Regions from separate parts of the Homo sapiens genome. Here region 1 is linked to region 2. Evidence: read pairs that join two places in POLR2A ChIA-PET (ENCODE). Cell type or tissue: OCI-LY7. All regions are shown on one strand. Each heading gives the region's core, and the rest is flanking DNA. Links, peaks and the distances in the headings are about the cores only.

Region 1 (10,268 bases), core at 1,419-9,418, 86 kb before region 2:
GAAGGAAGGAAAAGAGTGCTTGCTATGTGACCTTACAAGAGCCTATGATAAAGACGTTACTTTCCTGATAACTTAAGAGAGAAGGATAAGAGTAACTCAGGTATAATGGGGAAAACGTGTTCCCGGAATGGGAACTGTGTATGTAAACACCTGTGGGGGATAGAAGCCACTCTAGCAAAAGTGATTTACAATGTTTGAGTTTTGTAGGTGTCTAATCATTAATGAACCAATAGTCCTGCCTATCGTGTTCATTGCTATCTCCTGGCTGCCACAGCAGAGCTTGGCCCCTGGCCATCAGGCCTCATAAAGGAGTAGACAGCAAGGGGGAATTTGTGCCAAGGTGGAGATGGAGACAGGGCGAGCACAGGACCTGCAGGGCTTTGGAGAGCTTTCTAAGGGGTTGTGTCTTTGTCTTAAAAGAAATGAGAATAGAGTGTGGATTTGCATATTGAAAGGATATCATCAATGTAATTTGTATCATAAATGTAAACCCATGTTATAAAATGATAAAACATTTTGTCAATTTTTAAAAAAACCATCAAAGAAATAATGAAAGTATGGAGAAGTGATTGGAGAGGGTTCAGAGTAGAAGCAGTGCCCTCTGGGAGGCTATGACCATGGTCCAGAGGAGCATGACAGCATCTTGGACCAGGGTGGCAATGGCAGACATGGACGTGCCACGGGTCCAGTGTTCTAGGAGTCTTTGCTCTCCAGAGAATGACCTTGCCGCCTCCATTCCATCATGCACTCCTCCCCTTATTCCTCAGCCTATGGGTATGCATTTAACCAGCAACACCACACCCTACACCAAACAGGGAAGACACGAAGAAGACAGAGAAAATCATAGTATTCCTTTTCTAAACTGGCAAAAAAACTTTCTTGTTCAAGTTCTAGTAGGAGAAAGTGGACAGAAAACAAGTTTTTTCTGCTCCCTCTCGGCCAGATTCCATTGAAGGTAGAGAAAAGTTGAGGAATTAACCCACAACAGTCTTAAGAACAAGGGAAGGGTATTGTCAATGAACCAGAACGTACGTGTTTCTGAAAGAAGAAAAACAGAGACACTGAAACCGCGTAGAGAAAATAGCGGTGTGAACTGGCCTGGGAGAAGGTGGAGCAGAGGAAGGAGACTGTCTTCCTAGCAGAAGTTCAGCAAGATCTAAACTCTGACCTGGCAGGTTATGGGGACCAGAAGTGAGGAGGGATCAGCAATCTGGGTAATTAATTGAGTGCATGTCACCCAAACACCTGTGCAGCTGTGCAGGTGGCCCTTGCCCCTCACTGCCCCGCAAACACCTGCCCAGTGACTCTCTAAAGCAGCCCAGGCCCAAGCAAAAATGGACAGTATAGCCTTTAAAGAAATTAAACAACCTATGACCACCCTGTATAGAGCTGTGGTCATTTGGTCATGGTAGATGTGCACTCGATACATCCCACCCGCAGAACCGTCACTCAGCCTCCCATTTATGGGAGAGCTCTTCAGAGATAACATTTATCCCAACTGCAAGTGAAACCCATACCTGCTACTAGATTGACCTAAGCTTTTGTATGGCTGTGTGAACAAAACTGACAAATAAAAAGGAGCACCAACTCAACCAAGAAACACCAAAAGTGCAGGGATTGTGTGTGATGAACTAACAGAACAGATCCCAGAAGAAGCAGATAATTCAGGAGTGAGAAAGAACACACAAAACTCTAATGAGTGTCATTAAGGCAATTTAAGAAGTCATTGTACTAGAGAGTGTCAAGACTATATTTCGTTTATAAGATACAAAAACTAATATGGAAATAATTATGGTTGCTGAAATTTAAAAATAAAGCAATAGATAAAAATAAAAAGTTGAGGAAATCTCTAAAAGTAGGAAAAAATAGACAATAAGATGGAAAATGCAAGAGAAAATTAGAGAAAATTATACAATCAAGCCAAGAGGTCCAAGAAAATACAACAGAAAAAAACAGGAGGTTAAAAAAAAATCATCACAGAGAATGGGATGGGGGTATGGGATAAAAAACTACATACAGGGTACAATATATACTACCCTGGTGATGTGTGCACTAAAATCTCACCACTTTATAATTCATCTATGTAACCCAAAACTACTTGTATCCCAAAAGCTATTGAAAAATTTTTTTAATCTGTAATTAAAAAAAAAAAAAAAGATCTTTGAGTGACACATGACTGTAGTCCCAACGACTCAGGAGGCTGACACAGGAGACTGCTTGAGCCCAGGAGTTCAAGGCCAGCATGGGCAACATAGCAAGCCCTCCTGCCAAAAAAGGCCTCTGGGCCAGGTGCAGTGGCTCACGCCTATAATCCCAGCACTCTGGGAGGCCAAGGCAGGTGGATCATCTGAGGTCAGGAGTTCGAGACCATCCTGACCAACATGGAGAAACCCTGTCTCCACTGAAAATACAAAAAATTAGCCGGGCATTGTGGCACATGCCTGTAATCTCAGCTACTCAGGAGGCTGAGGTAGGAGAACCGCTTGAACCCAGGAGGCAGAGGTTGCAGTGAGCCGAGATCGTGCCATTGCACTCTAGCCTGGGCAACAAGAGCGAAACTCTGTCTCAAAAAAAAAAAAAAAAAAAGTCTTTTGAAAAATGTTTGTATCATCGATGTAAACCCATGTTATGAAATGATAAAACATTTTGCCAGTTTTTAAAAAATCATCACAGATATAATGAAACCTTTTTGGTAATATTGTGGACTAGATTCCCTTACCTTCCTTTTGGTTGAAACCAGCTAAAATTGTTAGATAATATATTTAAACATATTCTTAAAAACATCAATGATCTGGCAATAAATAAAAAATACTCCAGGTTAGGAGCTTCATGAAGGCAGAAATCCAGAGAAATAAGCCTAGCACTAAGCCAGTTTTCACCTTGAGTTTATTTGCCAAACTTTGTGGATCTGAGCTTTGGTTTCATGGCTTCCTGGGAGAAAGGAGACCAAGCTCCATGCCTGCTGAACAGAGACTCTTCCCCCATAAGGCTGATACCTCACATAGCTACAACCTCAGTGTAGGTTTCTGAAGAACCAGTCGTGTGGCTATTGAAATCACCAAGAATAAAGCAGGAGTTGCGTTGGGATGACAATGAATCAGATGTTACAATCGACGAAAAGTGAGTAAGTATCTGAAAGTGCCTATAGATGCCTGCAGAAAGGAAGGGCAGTGGGTTGCATGGTCCAATGGCATGAGATTCAAAGACAGGGGTCTGCAGGGAATTGGAGAGGAGGAGGATGGAATTAGAAACAGAAGGGGCCCAGGAGAGTAACCCTACTTTCAAACCTGCTGGTTCCAGGTCTGTGAGAGTGAAAACTAGCCAGCAACCAGCTGCATAGATTTCAGAGAAGCAGAGTGCCGAGGAAAAGCCAGGTTTGAATTAATGCAAGAAGAAGTGCATTTTCAGAAAAGACACTGGGGATGTGGGGAATTTAGGTGAAGACTGCCCAGTGGAAAGGCTTCAGGAGTAGAAGATGGATGGGGCTGGAGTGTGCACAAAGCCTTATGGGAGTAAGAGTCTGTGTGGTGAGGGGTGGTCTGGGAGTCTGGGGCTTCTTGTGATGAGGACACACAAGGAGATGAAGAGAACGAGAGTAATTAGTCCCTAAGGAAGAAGCCAATGTCTTGTTAATAGGCATCTACTAAACATGCAGTGAAAGGGTTTAGTCACTCTATTGACAAGACATTTACTCCCCACAAATTCTTCCATTCTCTCCACCCACCATCAGACATATAGAGACATTAAAAATTGGAAAATAATTGTCTTCTCACCTATAAAACTCAATAAGATCACAGTCATCATTATTTCAAGGCAATTAACAGGGATAATATCCTGCCTTTCAGTAACTAGATTACTTCCAAGAACTAACTGTAAGGTATTTTGTTTTTTATTTTTTATTTTCATAGGTTTTTGGGGAACAGGTGGTATTTGGTTACATGATTAAGTCCTTTAGTGGTGATTTGTGAGATTTTGGTGCACCCATCCCCCGAGCAGTGTACACTGAACCTGATTTGTAGACTTTTAACCCTTACACCCTTCCCACCATTTCTTCCTGAGTTCCCACAGCCCATTGTATCATTCTTATGCCTTTGCATCCTCATAGCTTAGCCCCTGCTTATGAGTGAGAACACATGATGATTGGTTTTCCATTCCTGAGTTACTTCACTTAGAATGATAGTCTCTAATTCCATCCAGGTTGCTGTGAATGCCATTAATTCATTCCTTTTTATGGCTGAGTAGCATTCCATTGTGTGTGTGTGTGTGTGTGTGTGTGTGTGTGTGTGTGTGTGTGTGTGTGCATATATATATATATATCACAGTTTCTTTACCACTAGTTGACTGATGGGCATTTGGGCTGGTTCTACATTTTTGCAATTGTGAATTGTGCTGCTAGAAACATGTGTGTGCAAGTATCTTTTTCGTATAATGACTGCAAGAACTAACTGTAAGTTAATTGGAGATTCCAACTTAAGCCTGGGAATATAGTCCTACAAGTATCCAGCCCCATTCCTGAAGTGATCCCATCAAACATGTTTCAATTATTATTTTACTATTCTGAATTAAATTGAATTCTTCCTTAGCCTCTTTAAGTAAAATGTAAATCTGATTTTGAAGAAACGAGATGCATTCTCAAAGACAAACTAAAATATATATGTCAGGTAGACGGTAAGATCTCCACAGGTGGGAGAGCAATGACTGGAAAAGATGTGTTCCTATAATGCACAAGCTTGGAATGAATTCCAGACAAGGGAGGTACAATGTGATCTTTTAGTCTTTTCATGACTCAGCAGATCTTCAAGTACTTACATTGCTTCATTCGTGCCTCTCTAGCTACTGCCCTTTGATTCTGTGGAGAAATGTTAAATGGAAAGGAAGCAACAAGAAAAATAAAGAGGTTTGAGTAAACACAGCTTGGCTATGTTGTATTTCAAGAATACCTAAGGGAGACTGGACATGGTGGCTCACACCTGTAATCTCAGCACTTTGGGAGGCCCAGCTGGGCAGATCACTTGAGGTCAGGAGTTCAAAAGCAGCCTGGCCAACATGGTGAAACTCCATCTCTACTAAAAGTACAAAAATCAGCTGGGTGTGGTGCACATGCCTGTAATCCCACCTACTTGGGATGCCAAGGCAGGAGAATCCTTTGAACCCAGGAGGCAGAGGTTGCCATGAACAGAGATCACAGCACTGCACTCCAGCCTGGGTGACAGAGCAAGACTCCATCTCAAAAAAAAAAAAAAAAAAGAAAAGAAAAAAAAAAAGAAAAAGTACACCTAAGAGAACTCTGAATGCACATATGGACCCATCGGATTAGAAATATTGATTGCTGGCAAAAATGAGTGCCTTTTGAGTTGTTGGAACCAAAGGAGTATTTATACCAACTTATTTGAAAATGTCTTAATCACTAAGTATATTAAATATGGGAAACTGAAAGGTTTGCTTGGATATAGTGCAGGTGGAAAACTGGAAAATATGTAAATAAATCTTAGGCTCAGAATTCACCTCAACCCTAGGGTGTCCAGATCATACAACTATGGATATAAAATCTGCCGATCATCACATTTGAAAGAAAGGGAGAAAGTAAGCGTTTTTTTAAAACTGAGTGACAAATCCAGACAGACAGAAAAAATATGACAAGAATACAATTAGCAAAAATGTAAACGAATCTGATCAAACATAGCAATTTGTTGAGAGATTTTTTTAATTTTCCACATCAAAAGTTATGTTAACATTGCCCTGAAGGGTCTCCACTAGAGATAGCTAAATTGGTAATATATGAATTCAGTAAGTACTAGACATGCCATGATGGTCTATGGCATGAATTCCTGATGTTTTTGAATCATGAACCCCTTTGAGATTGACATTAGTGCTATGAGGCCCTCTCTAAGAGAAAGGATATAAACAAAATATTTCAATGCACCAAATATTAATTTTCTTCATGTAGCTGAGATGAAAGCAAGTTTTTGGTTTTGTTTCATTTTATGATTTTCAAAACATCGGTAATAAAATGAAGACAGGTATCCTGTGCCTACTTCACAGAGTCCTAGAAGCTGAGTCATAGACCTCAGAGGGTCATAGAATCACAGGTTTAGAACTTTTGATCCTGGGATAAGTTTTGATTTGAAACTACAAAGGAGCTCAAGTTCAGAGAGAAAGACCTCCTTCATTCTCAAAGCCACCATATATATATATATATATATTTTAATGGCCAAGGACACACAGAGGAGAGGGAGCTCATTGAAGAATCAATGAATCAGATTCCTCTATTCCCTTCTGAAATTCATCTGGGCAATCTTTCTCTATGAAAACGAATACTACAATGAATATCCTTGCCTGCACACATTCACACACTGGACTAATTACTTTTTTAATGTGAACTCTTGAAGCAGATTTTTTTTTTTTTTTTTTTTTTTTTTGGAGACAGAGTCTCACTCTGCCACCCAGGCTGGAGTTCAGTGGCGCTAACACAGCTCACTGCAGCCTCAACCTCCCAGGCTCAAGTGATCCTCCCACCTCAGCCTCCTGAGTATCTGCAACCACAGATGCATGCCACCATGCCTAGCAATTTTTTTTTTTTGGAACAGAGTTTCTTGTTGCTCAGCTGGAGTGCAATGGTGTGATCTCCTCTCACTGCAACCTCTGCCTCCCAGGTCAAATGATTCTCCTGCCTCACCTGCCAAGTAGCTGGGATTACAGGCGCCCACCACTAAGTCTGGCTACTTTTGTATTTTTGGTAGAAACAGGGTTTCACCTTGTTGGCCAGCCAGGCTGGTCTCGAACTGCTGACCTCAGGTGATCCACCTGCCTCGGCCTCCCAAAGTTGTGGGATTACAGGCATGAGCCACTGCACCCGGCCTAATTTTTAAATTATTTATAGAGATGGGGAATCTCCCTATGTTGCCCAGGCTGGTCTTGAACTCCTGGGCTCAAGTGATCCTCCCACCTTGGCATCCCAAAGTGCTGGGATTACAGATGGGAGGCACCACTCCTAGCCAAAGAAGACATTTTTAATCAAAGAGTGGGTGCATCTTTAAAGTTTTTAGTACACATGGCCAAATTTCCCCACAGAAAACCTGTATCAATTTGTACTCAGATAAGCAGAGTACAAATTGATACAGATTTGAACTCTGTGCAGGGATTGCCCCCACCTCCCAAATCATCACCAACACTTCCTTGACCTTATTTTATTGCTTTTTAAAAGTTAATTCATATATCTTATTCATGTAAGTATCTGTTTATCATTCATTTAATATAAAAGAGTAAGTCTAGGAGATCCCAGGTCATGGAACCCTTGACAAACCAAGGTGGCTAGTTTTGACTTTAAAACTCCTAAGAAAAATTAATGAGACACTGGGGAGCATGGGCACTAGGAAAAAAAAACATTAAATGGGACAATCTATATTAGAAAATGAAAAATCAATACCCCAGGCAGACTAAGACTTAAACATAAGCCTAGAACTATCCTCAAAGAGATAAAGACAGGTATTGAAAACATGAGGCAAGAAGAAAAAGTTACAGAAGGGAGATCAACTGGTGACACAGGGCATGAAAAATATCATAGTTGCAGGAATGCATTCGCCAGAATAAATTAAAGAGCAAAGTGGGAATGAAGAACCAACCAGTGGCCTTGAAGGATAAAAGATAAAAGAATGAAAGAAAAGTTAAGAGACATGGATGACAGACATCAAAACTGAGTGGAAGGCACCTGAGAGTGGACAACAATGTCACTTACTCATGATGATGTGTCAAGTCTAGAATAGGAACTCAGCAAAAGCATGCTCCCAGCTACTATTTCTTTTGGGAAAGTGGAAACCACTATATATATTCATATATGTGTGTATATATATATATATTCAAATATGTATATAAATATTCAATATATAAATATATCTGTATATATATTCATTTCTGTGTTTTACTGAGTTTCCTTATAAAAGTGTTCCAGATGGTGACAAGAAATTCCAAAATATATTTTATTCAATATAATTTTCAAAACTATACTGTTTACCTCTTAAGTAAGAAAACCCAGATTGCAGGCTTCTTCTTTAATGTGCTGTCATGAAATCAAGTGTATTTTTAACATGTTCTGAACAGAGTAATTTATAAAGAGATAGGATATAATTTGAAGATTGGGATAAACATCATCCTAAAGATAAAACAAGAGAAAAGATGTCTTGTTGGCTAAATAAAAAACATTGTACAAATTGTTTCTCATTTGGTAGCATCTATTTGATGAATATAAATATGCTGGGTTTTTTCTTAAAAAATAAAAAGGACTTGCTAAAAGAAAAACTTTAGCTGAATTAAATTTAAAGCAGTTTAATTCAGCAAAGAACAATTTGCAAATCAGGCAGCCTCCTGAGCCAGAGAAGGCTCAGAGACTCCAGCAGAGACATATGGTGGAAGAATATTTATGGACAGAAAAAGGGAAGTGATGTACAGAAAATGGAAGTGAGTTACAGACACAGCCGGATTGGTTACAGCTCAGCGTTTGCCTTATTTGAACAAAGTTTGAACAGTTAGCCACTTTTGATTGGCCAAAACTTGGTGATTAGCACAGAATAGATTACAGTCTGTTTATAACTCCATTTAGATCATAGTTCACAATGTACGGAGAAATCTTTAGGCTGAACTTAAAATATATACGGAGGCAGTTTTAGGATAAACTTGATTTACCAGACTTTCCAGACAAGAGTTTTTTTTTTAAAATACTGTCTATAGGTTTAATTGATCTCTGGTTTATTCGATCTATGTGCTAAACAGTTAAGAAATGGCACATGATATTTACCTCCTGTTGGCTGACACACACACAAAAAGAAATGGCACAAGAATAGTTATTTTCAGAATTGTTCTCCCTTAAACAATGAAAATCCAAGTGTTTATTCTTCCTTTAAATAAACTTGCTTTCAAAACCCTTTTTTCCAAACCTCTTCTGTGATTTTTCTCCCATTTTTACACTTAGGCTTTTAAATTGGAAAATCATGAACCATGGTCAATGGAGACTAAGACTAAGGAAAATAGCTATCAAAATAAGTCAAATTTACTAAAAAGAGTTATAGTAACATCACACAGTACTCACAAATAGGAAGCTTTCTAACAAACCACTTATTTCTGAGATATGTGTTCCAAGTTGACATATTGTTAGGGATTCCAAACAAAGGAGCTAGAGGACATCATCTCATTCAACTCCATTATTGATATATGCAGAAACTGAGGCACAGGGAGACAAACAATGTCGCCAAGCCAGTGAGTGGCGGCATCTAAACTAGTATCCCGTGCCACAACCTCCCAGGCCATTTCTTGCAGTTGTCAGTGAGGTTATAGTATAGAACATTTTTAAATACTGACTAAATTATGCAGACTTGCAAGAAAGCAGATGATACAATCTGTGAAGCTTGGAAGGACAGGAGAGAGGCCTGGAAGGGCAGATGGCCAGTGTGTATTCAGGCAAGGAAGCAAGAGGCAGGGAAGCAACTGGAGGGAGGGAGCCTTCAGCAAGGCCTTGGCCAGAAGGGCTCCTTGTCCAGGGAGAACCCATGGAAGACCCCATGCAGGAAACTGCTCACGGCCACCAGGTCTCACATAGCCATGGCTGGATACATGCCTAATTCAGTGGTAGAGGATACCGAAGGGCTGCCTGTGCACCAGCCCTTCTGATACTTGCCTCCTTCCTCTTCTACCCATACCCACACGTCACCTACCCCTGTTCCCTCCCTCCACAGCCACCAAGACCATCCCAAAAGAAGTCAGTCCAGTTGATTCCCCAATAGGTCTTGTAAGTGTGTGGAATTATCTCAGGGAGTTTCTGCTCCTCCCCAACCCAACCCCAAAGTTTTACTCCTTTTCTTGCTGATTCCTGAAATTCCTTCCATTAGAAATAGAAACTTTCTTTTCCAATGGGGATAGGCAAGAGCTTAAAATGTAAATGTTTGATTTAATTGTCATATTGGCTGGTATACATTTCACTGAAATGTTATCAAGCAATGGCTAATTTGCTCTCTCTTCCTCACCAACTCACCCAGTATGTCAGCAATTTTATCAGCTTTACCTACGAAACAGCCTGTATCCAAACACTTAACACACTCACCTGAAAAGTTCAGGCAACAATCGCCTTCTCATGGGTCTCTCTGCTCCAGTTCTGAACCTTTCTCTTTTCCTAGAACATGCATTTAAGTCGATAGAAGTTCCTCTGAGTACTGCTTCTCCCTCTTGCCATAGGTATTAATTTAAGTTCGTTCATTGTCATTTATTTCTTAATTGTCATT
Region 2 (10,268 bases), core at 1,145-9,144:
GTGGGGCTTAACACTTAGATGACAGGTTGATAGGTGCAGCAAACCACCATGGCACACGTATACCTATGTAACAAGCCTGCATGTTCTGCACTTGTATCCCAGAACTTAAAGTAAAAAAAAAAAAAAAAAAAAAAAATTATTCTCCTGGTTTAATTTTACTTACTTGACTTCTAGAAAGTTTGAGTGTCTTTTTATATGTTTATTGGATATTTACATTGTATCTTCTATGAATCACTTTTGCCCTTTTTCTTATGTGTTTTCTCTTACTGATTTAGAGAAATTATTTCTATTGTGAATATTAATAGTTTTGTCTGTCATATCTGTTGAAAATATATTTCCCATTTCTTAGTATTTTTATTTACTGTTTGTTCATGTGTTTGCCATGAATTTTTAAAAGTATTTATGTAACAAAACAAATATATCTTTCTGATTACTGAGTTTACTGGTTTGTTTGGGAGCATTTCACCATTGAAAATTTGCTCTCCAAATTTTTATTCTAATCATTTGTTGTTTTCTGATATTAAATATTTGTTATTTTTGTATATAGTATGAGAAAGGGCTCTAGCTTTGAGTTTCTTATCATTTATCTCCCCAGATATATATATAATGTTATATTAATTTGATATATATTTAAATATATACATCTACCTATATTCATCTATCATCTATCTATCTATCTATTTATCTAATGTATAGATAGAGTGAAAATGCCTTCTATCTTAAGTCTGTTTTCTATTGCTGTAACAGAAGACCATAGACTGATTTTCTAGGAAAATTTATTTCATCATGTTTCTGGAGACTGGGAAGTTTAAGAGCATGGCTCAGATACCTGGTGAGGACTTTCCTGCTGCATCATAGCAGAGCAGAGAGTGTCACATGGCAAGAGGGCAGAAGCAAGAGAGTCAGAGAGTGCTCGCTTTCATACGAAAGCCACTCCTGCAATAATGAACCCACTACTGTGACAGCAGCATTAATCTCTACATGAGGGCAGGGGGATTAAGTTTCCAACACAGGAATCTTTGGGAGACACATTCAAACTATAACACCATTTTTGCCATGGGTTAAAGTATCATATATATTTAGATCTGTTTCTGGATTCTTTAGACTCTTCCACTAACCACTTTATTTCTGTCACCAATTAAAATCTTAGGCAAGCTTTAATAACTGATAAGCCAGGTTTTTACTTACTAGTATTTTTCCTTTTTTCATTATGTTCTTAGATTATTTTGGATATCTATGCTTCAGTACTAATTTTGTAATTATTTTTATCCAGTTTATTACCAAAAAGTTACATTCTAATTGGAATTTTAGTAATTTTGAAGTATTGACCTATTTATGATACCATGTCTTCCCATCTAGCCCGTTTCACTTGTTCCTTATTATTTATCAAGAAGGTATTATAGTTTTTTTTAAATAAAGGTCCTGTGCCTTTTTTGTTAACTTTTTGGATACAATTATGAAAAAAAAAAATGTATTCTATTTTCAAGTCTATTTGTAGCTGTTTATTACCAGAAGGAAAAAACTACCGGGCTTTGAATAGTTACCTTACATCCAGCTACCTCACCAAATAATGTTATTAATTCTAGATGTTTCTTAAGTTTACTGCTTATACTATTTGCATGTATAATTTTGCCTCTTTCACATTCATACTAACTATTGAGTTACTGTTTTTGTGTATTTTATATTTATTATTATATTAACTATAATGATTACTGTGTTATAACTTCAAGAACAATATTGACTAGTTGCACTAGGAGTGGGCATATCTGTCTTATTCTTAAATTTAAAATGGCTGCAGCATTACACAATTTAGTATCATTTGTCAATTGGGTTTTGTGATTTTATTTTATTATGTTTAAGCAATGTATTTCCATTCCTACATTACTAAAAATTTATAAAATTTATGCTAGGAATGACAGCTGTGTTTTATTAAATGAATTTATGAGATTTGGAGCTAAAAACACGTACTTGTCTTTTCCTGCATTGATATACGGAATTATGTTACTAGGTCTTCTAACACTAAACCATCCATGCATTGCTGGGATGAATTCTTCTGAGCATGATACAGTCTTCTTTCAATATACAGCTAGATTTGATTTTCAATATTTTATTATTTTATATCTAGACAAAATAGAAATTCATTTGTACTTCTTGTATCTTTTATACTATCTTTTCAGAGTTTGATATTGAAATTATTCTAAGGTGAACTGCATTAGAGACATCTCCATGATTTCTATGGATTAGGGTGGATTAACATAGGAATAGCCTATTTTTTAGAAGTTTGAGTTAATTCAGTTATAACAGCATTTGAGTCTGAACCTTTTTGTTAAATATAGAAGTCAGCATTTCCAGTATCATCCATGGCAAATAACCTTTTAATGTTTTCTGCACCCTCATGGAGTAATTTTAAGAGTTAATATATTGGTAATCCATTTTCTTTCAATTTCCAGAAGTATTTTATGGAATTATTTATTATATTCTTATGTACTTACTTAATTTCTTCCAAATCTCATTTCAAATATTATTCTCTTTTGTCTCTTTTTTTCCTTAATCAGGATTGTCAAGGTTTTATTTTTATTTGTTTGAGGGTTTTGGTTGCTTTTTAAAAAAGTAAAAGCCTGTTGTCCCAGCTACTTGGGAGTCTGAGGCAGGAGGATCACTTGAGCCCGGGAGTTAGAGCCTGTAGTGTGTTATAATCACATCTGTGAGTAGCCACTCCATTCCAGCCTATGCAACATAGCAAGACTCTGTCTCTAAAAAGAATAAATTATTAACTGAAAGTAAATTAAGAAACAAGTATTTGTTGTAATTTACATTTTCTGAAAAATATTTATTTTTATTAATTTCAACTATCCCTTTCCATCATCCTACTTTCTTTTCATTCATTTTCCTGATGTTTTAAAATTTCTTAATGTTGGGCTATTGCGCCAGCTGAATATGTGGAAGGCAGGAGCCTGGAGGCCAAGCTTAGCTGCCTTCCATGCTCCCTTTACATCTTCCCTCTGTGTGCCTGTCCACAGTGAGTCACGCATGAGAAGACAGACTGAAGAGAGCAGAGGGCCCAGGCCTGGAGGAATAGAGTCTAAAGGGATCCCATGATCAGTTAGTCATCATCAAAGGTCCTTGCAAGTCAAACATTCTAATTGATGTTTTTAGTAATGGCTCACTAGCAACCCTTCCCTTGACAACTAGTAGAAAGCAAACAAAATATTTTTGAAACCTCTTACAGACATAGAAGGCACAGAGAAGGTACAAAAGTAACAAGCACTTGAGAATGCAAGATTGCAGAAAGAAGGGATGTATAGAATTCCATATTCAAGCAATTATTCCTCTTGAGGGATTTGCTGATTAACAAACTGCAATTAGGTCAGAAACTGAGGAACTGACACTCTTACTGAGATGGGAGACCAAATTAAAGTGAGAACCCAGCAAACAAGAGAGATTTAAAGGGATATTTCAGCTTTTTCAGTGGGACCCCCCCAAGATTCCTAAAGGACTGCATCCGGGAGTGGGTTAGAAATAAATCAGAACTCAAAGGACTATGACATCATCTAAAGGCTCTAATGATATCTACAGCTGTTTTTTTTTTTTTTTTGCAATGCCCACCATTCAATCAATTACCTCTCATACCATAAATAAGACCACATGCCCCCCAAAATTATGAGCATTAAACAGACCCACAGGAAATTACAGATATCGGGGGCATCAGACACAGGTTTTAAAATAATTATGATTAATATGTTCAAGAAATGAGATGGCATGATGAAGAAACTCAGTAGAGAACTGGAAACTGATCTTTAAAAAAGACAAGAGAAAGGAGGGGAAAATATAAAAGTCAATCTTAACAGTTTGTGCAGTATCTCTTATCTGCAGACCACGGGATTTATATTATTGCACTCTTGGTGCAACTTATAGTATGTATGTAATAGCTTTTATGAATTGTTTGAGTTATGAATTTCTATACCCTCTATTAAAATGGACCTAAGTTTTTAAATGAATTATAGAACTGGAATTATGAACAAAATCAATTGGGTTTAACAGTAGATTACAGAGCTGAAAGGATGAGTGAAGAGGTAGATCAGAAGATCAAAGCATAGGAAGGTAAAAAAGAATTTAAAACTATAGAAAAGAGCCAGAGACACATTTGACACAGTAAAAACTTTTAATATACATGCAATCTGGATCCCAGAAAGAGAGGAGTGAGGGAGCAGGACAAGAGTGATTTCTGATGAACTAAAAGCTCAGAATTTGGCCGGGCATGGGGGCTCACAGCTATAATCTGAGCACTCTGAGAGGCTGAAGTGGGCAGATCACTTGAGGCCAGGAGTTTGAGACCAGCTTGGCCAAAATTGTGAAACTCTGTCTTTACTAAAAATACAAAAATTAGCCGGGCAAGGTGGTGTGTGCCTGTGATCCCAGCTACTTGGGAGGCTGAGGCAGGAGAATCACCTGAACCTGGGAGGTAGAGCCTGCAGTGAGCCGAGACCACATCACTGCCCTCCAGCCTGGGTGACAGAGTGAGACTCCAGCTTAAATAAATAAATAAATAAATAAATAAATAAATAAATAAATTTTTACAAAAATAATAAAAGCTCAGAATTCGTTCTGAAATTGACAAAAGACATGAAACCACAGATTCACTTCCTCACTCATCTTTCACTGGGGGCATTAGCTCACCCAACATCCTCTTTCCCATTCTCAGGTGGGCTTGCCCTGAGGTCAGCTGTGTTCTGCCCTTTCCTCTCCACCCTGAGGAAACAGGTCTGCCTTTGTAATGATCAAGCTCCATGGTCCTCAGCCTCGGAGGTTCTCAATACTTGCTGAGAATCATCTGGGGTGCTTTCCAAAAATACAGATCCCCAAACTCCTTCTCCACCCCTGAGATTATGATTCAGCTGGTCGGGAGGTGGGGCTCTGAGTATCTGGTATTTTTTGAAGATCCCAAGATCATTCTAATGTGTAGCCAGCAGCTGCTCAGCCTGGTACCAGGTGAGTCCAACTCCGTAGGAAACATTAGAAAGATGTTTTTTCCCCAAGTCAAACTGAATTCTACAATTCAAATTTGCTAATTACAGAGCTGCTGTTTTTATCTCCATCTGTCTGATTCCTACTATTCTTAATTCAGCTTAGAATTCAAGATAGAAAGAAAGGGGTATTATTTATTAGCAGTGAAAAACTCAACAATTCACTGGTTAAAGATCCTAATCATAATTCCTTTAATATGAAGAATTAATTCAATCTGACATTTTAGCCCTTAGTCTGTGTCAGTGCACATCTATTTTGATTAAAATTGTAATTCGTGGCTAGGCACGGTGGCTCACACCTGTAATCCCAGCACTTTGGGAGGCCAAGGCAGGCAGATTGCTTGAGGTCAGGTGTTCAAGACCAGCCTAGTCAACATAGTGAAACCTCATCTGTACTAAAAAAGATACCAAAAATTAGCCAAGGGTGGTAGTTGGCCCCTGTAATCCCAGCTACTCAAGAGGCCAACGCAGGAGAATTGCTTGAACCCAGGAGATAGAGGTTGCAGTGAGCTGAGATCACACCACTGCACTCCAGCCTGGGTGACAGAGCAAGACTCCATCCCCCAAAAAATACAATAAAATAAATACAAGTAAAAAAAATGTAATTTGTATTTGTCAAGAATGTGTAAAAATTATGAGGCCTCTTTGAAAATGGTACATAAAAAGACCAAGGCTGTCCCCATGGTGGTCCCTATGAACTTTGTGTTCCTCTCTATTGAGTTTTACCTGCTTTTCCTGAAAAAGAAGTCAACTACAGTAGGTTAGTGGCTCTAATTGGCTGTAAAAGTGTGTGAAAGATTTCAGGGGTAACCCTAGGAGACAGAAGCAAGAAGCACCACTGTATAACCACTCGACTGGGACCTACTGCTATCACCTCCACAAAATGATAAATGTGTAATGAGGATGAATGCCTCAGAATACAGACAGATGAGCTAAACAGCAAACAAGGGCAGTGAAGAATGACTGATAACTGAAGTGGCCCCTGGGTAAGGAGACAGGGAGACTCACTTGGCCCTGGCCCAGGCATCACTAGAAAGACAAAGTAAAAGCGATAAAGAGGGTGAAAGGCTGGAGACATGCTGGTCAAAAGGTACAAAACGTCAGACGGGAGTGCTATTGTACAACATGATGACTACAGCTAACAACAATGTAAATTAGCCAGGTGTGGTGGCATGCACCTGTCGTCCCGGCTACTAGGGAGGCTGGGTGGGAGGACAGCTTGAGCCCAGGAGTTTGAGGCTGCAGTGAGCCATGAGTGTGCCACTGTACTCCAGCCTGGGTGGCAGAGCAAGATCCTGTCTCAAAAAAGAAAAACAAAATGTAGTGTATACTTGAAAATCACTAACAGCGTAAATTTTAAGTGATCTCACTGCACATAAAAATAAGCACGTGAGGTAAGACATATGATAATTAGCTCAATTTAGCCATTTAATAATGTAAACATATTTCAAAACATCATGTTGTATGTCATAAACATGTACAACTTTTGTCAATTTAAAATTTATTATTATTATTATTATTTTTTGTCTTACTCCATCACCCAGGCTGGAGTGCAGTGGCACAATCTGGGCTCACTGTAACCTCCACCTCCTGGGTTCAAGTGATTCCCACCTTCTGGGTTCAAATAATTCTCCTGCCTCAACCTCCTGGTTAGCTGGGATTACAGGTACCCGCCACCATGCCTGGCTATTTTTGTATTTTTAGTAGAGACAGGGTTCCACCATGTTGGCCAGGCTGGTCTCAAATCCCTAAACTCAGCTGATGCCCCTGCCTTGGCCTCCCAAAGTGCTGGGATTACAGGCATGAGCCACCATGCCCAGCCTGTTTAAAATTTTTTTAAAAAAGAAAGAAATAGATGGAAATTATGTATTGTCTCTACTAAAGTTTAAATTAAAACCCTACTAAACATTTTTTAAACTGTAAATTTCTTTCTTAGCAGTCAGTGAAAGTAAACTCACTCAAAGCTATACCACAGGGGACTCTGTAGTGGCCATACATGCTTGTTATCACCAGGATGTCACTGCAGAAGGAGCTGCTGAAACTCCACTCTTTGTGGCTCCCCATTAGCTCTCATCTCTGGATTGTTGTGACCACTGAGCAAGAGCAACCAGGATTCCCAGGAGAAAGTGAAAGATTGGCATAAAGGAAGTGTTACAGAATTAAGGATTGAAAATATCGTTTTGTAAATAAAAGGATCTTCCCTCTGGAAAGAGTAGACTGTATTTTGGGGTGTCATTATTTAGCAAGTATTTGGGTACCTACTAAGTGTTTTATATAGATGTGTTATCTCAGCTAATCTTTGTAGTTACCATATACTAAAAGTGTAAATAGGTCAGGTACGGTGGCTTACACCTATAATCCCAGCACTTTGGGAGACCGAGCAAGGAGGATCACTTGAGCCCAGGAGTTTGAGACAAGCCTGAGCAACAAGGTGAGACTCCATCTCTACAAAAAAATTTAAAGATTGGCTGGGCATGGTGGTGTGTATCTGTGGTCCCAGCTACTTGGAAGGGTGAAGTGGGAAGATCGCTTGAGCCCAGGAGGTGGAGGCTGCAGTGAGCTATATTTGCACCACTACATTCCAGTGCAGTGCTGTGGGTGACAGAGCAAGACCTAGTCTCAGACAATAAAATAATGTGCAAATAACAATGTAACACTCTAATGTAGGTTATACCTTATTCTATTTAGTGACTTTCCTTTCAGTTTACGTGATAAATTACTTCAACTGAATGTTATAGTAACACATGTTGTTGAGTTCTGCTTAGATAGAAAGCATCACATACCAAGAGGCTATAATATCACATTTATTTCATCATTTACCCACATTTGACAAGAATGGCTCTTTAAAGATAATGACTTTTTAGCTACAAACTAGAATCATTAAGTTCACTTGCCAAAGAAGAGAGAACATTTACTTTCAAGATGTCAGTCAAGATCCTTTAGCACAGATCTAAACATATAGATGCAATGAATAACAAGCCAAGTACATGAGACTCGCAGCTTCACTGTGCAAAGACTCTGTTAACTTGCATATATAGGAGCTGCTTTTCCTTGCTTCATGGTTGCTTCCAGTACAATTCAAAAGAAACATACTCTGCCACCCAAACACCTTGACAAGTGACATAGATCTTTCCTGAAGATTTCTTGTGGACATCCAGGGAAAGATAACACAGCAGGGCTGTCCCAGTAAATCTGGGGACCCAAGATCTTAGCTTGTAAGATTCAAAAGTCAAGATCCAGGTGTCAGATACAAGTTATCTGCAAGTATATATAATCAAGATTAGAAAATTCTTGTCCCTTAAGCTTAAAAAATGAAGTTCCCTGGGTATATTAGATAGCAGTCGTGTTTGTGTGTAACAGAGATCTTAAAATTAGAGATTTAATCACACAAGGGTTGATTCCCTCACATACAAACAATCTACAAGTAGCTAGTCCAGGGCTAATGAGGCTATTCCACAGAGCCTTCAAATGCCCAGGCATCTTCCACTTTGCTGCTCTGATGTCCAAAGCTTCTAAATTCAAGGTCATCTCATGGTCCAAGAGGGCAATAATTGGGCTTGCATTCCAACCAGCGGGAAAGAGGATATGAAAAAAGGCACACTTCAAGGGCACTTCCTGAAAGTTCCAAATAATACTTTCACTTATCTCTCTTTGGGCCAAAATTTATTGACATGGTTGCAAGTAGCTACAAGGGAGGCTGGGATACAGACCTGCTAGCTGGACACATTATCCAAGATTCTGTGTTAAGGAAGAAGACAATGGATTTGAAATATATGCAATTGAGCAGAATTCATTTTTCCCACCTATACGTTCAGCCTCCAATCAAAGCTTGGGATGGGAGGAGAGCCTTTGAGAGAAGAGGAGCAGAAAGGGAAGTTGGCATGGATTTCCCAGCCTTTTGGCCAAGTCTGCAGGGATCAGAGTTCTGAGTCAGGTAGACTCATACCCTGATGCTCATCTGGATGCCCTTGGAGGATGCCAGTGTCCCCCACACCCTCACAGCTGGTAAATATAGTTGCATGGCAAACTGAAGCCAGTGGGCTGGAAAATGCCATTCACAGTCCCCAAGCCCCAACATGACGTGGAAAGCCCCAGCATGACGTGTTTCTCCTGTGTGTCTAGAATAATGAAGAAAAGACACTGAGAGCTGAAATCAAGGCACTTAGAGGTGCTAAGACCAAGGAGGTTTGCTGGGATTAACTTCATAAGATTCAAATGAAAGAGAATTATATCACCATGAAAGATAGTCTGAAAAAATTTGATTAAGATCCCTTTTGAAAGTATAACAGAAATAACTTAGAATCAGTTGGGGTTTTAAAAAAATGAAAGCTGAAATGATGGAGAACTGTTGACAGAAACGAGGATTTTACTAAATATAATCTCATTGACTAATTGTAAATGTGGCTCCAGGAGAGAACAACAATATGGTTTCATTGAGAACAAATTACAATTAAAAAGTGGAGAAATATTTCTATATGGGTCTAGCTAAAAAGTTAAATTTTTAGTAATGAATTATTTTATACTTTTACCTGAAGTTGTAGGATATAAAACTGAATAAAGCAAACCAAATTAGAAGTAGCTGAGGTAGCTTTTGTAGGATCTGCTTGGTCATTCAATTACACCAACACCTTCTAATATCATTTATGGTTAACATTGAAAATATCTACTACCACATATTTTTCTGTGCTTGAAATTCATTTTTTCATATGGAGTTTTCCACTTTGACCAGATTCCTTCTTTAATCTTGGCAAAGATGGGAGGGAATGAAGAAGGAGAGGGTGGGAGGAAGGAGAGAAGGTAGGGAGAGAGGAGAGGAAGGCAGAGAAATAGACTAAAGGTTAGAGGGTAGAAGGGAATTCTAGACTAACGTAAACAAGAGAAAAGTTTCTCATTTAAAGTGTATGTCTGGGCCAGGTGTGGTGGCTCACACCAGTAATTCCAGCACTTTGAGAAGACGAGGTAGGTGGATCACCTGAGGTCAGGAGTTAGAGGCCAGCCTGACTAACATGGTAAAACCCCATCTCTACTGAAAATACAAAATTAGCTGGGCATGGTGGCAGGCGCCTGTAATCCCAGCTACCTGGGAGACTGAGGCAGGAGAATCACTTGAACCTGGGAGATGGAGGTTGCAGTGAGCCAAGATCGCACCATTGCACTCCAGCCTGGGCAACACAGCGAGACTCCATCTCTAAATAAATAAATAAAGTGTATTTCTGGCTGGGCACAATGGCTGACGCCTGTAAT

Evidence for each region. ChIA-PET counts read pairs that join two places held together with the same protein. Peaks named below come from ENCODE experiments on the same cell type or tissue, not always from the same donor. Only the 100,000 strongest peaks of a DNase experiment are listed, where the experiment ranks them.
Region 1: POLR2A ChIA-PET joins it to region 2 with 10 read pairs; 2 of 35 experiments call an interaction of 5 or more read pairs at or near these places.

Annotation. Positions count from the first base shown.
Region 1 is chr10:26,318,623-26,328,890 of GRCh38, forward strand. No RefSeq gene overlaps it. Among named protein-coding and RNA genes, the nearest start is that of GAD2, 110 kb to the left of the region's middle. In OCI-LY7, for the core only: no CTCF peak of the experiment used is centred there; no DNase peak of the experiment used is centred there.
Region 2 is chr10:26,404,514-26,414,781 of GRCh38, forward strand. No RefSeq gene overlaps it. Among named protein-coding and RNA genes, the nearest start is that of APBB1IP, 29 kb to the right of the region's middle. In OCI-LY7, for the core only: no CTCF peak of the experiment used is centred there; a DNase peak (open chromatin) is centred at 4,698; H3K4me3 peaks cover 489 bases.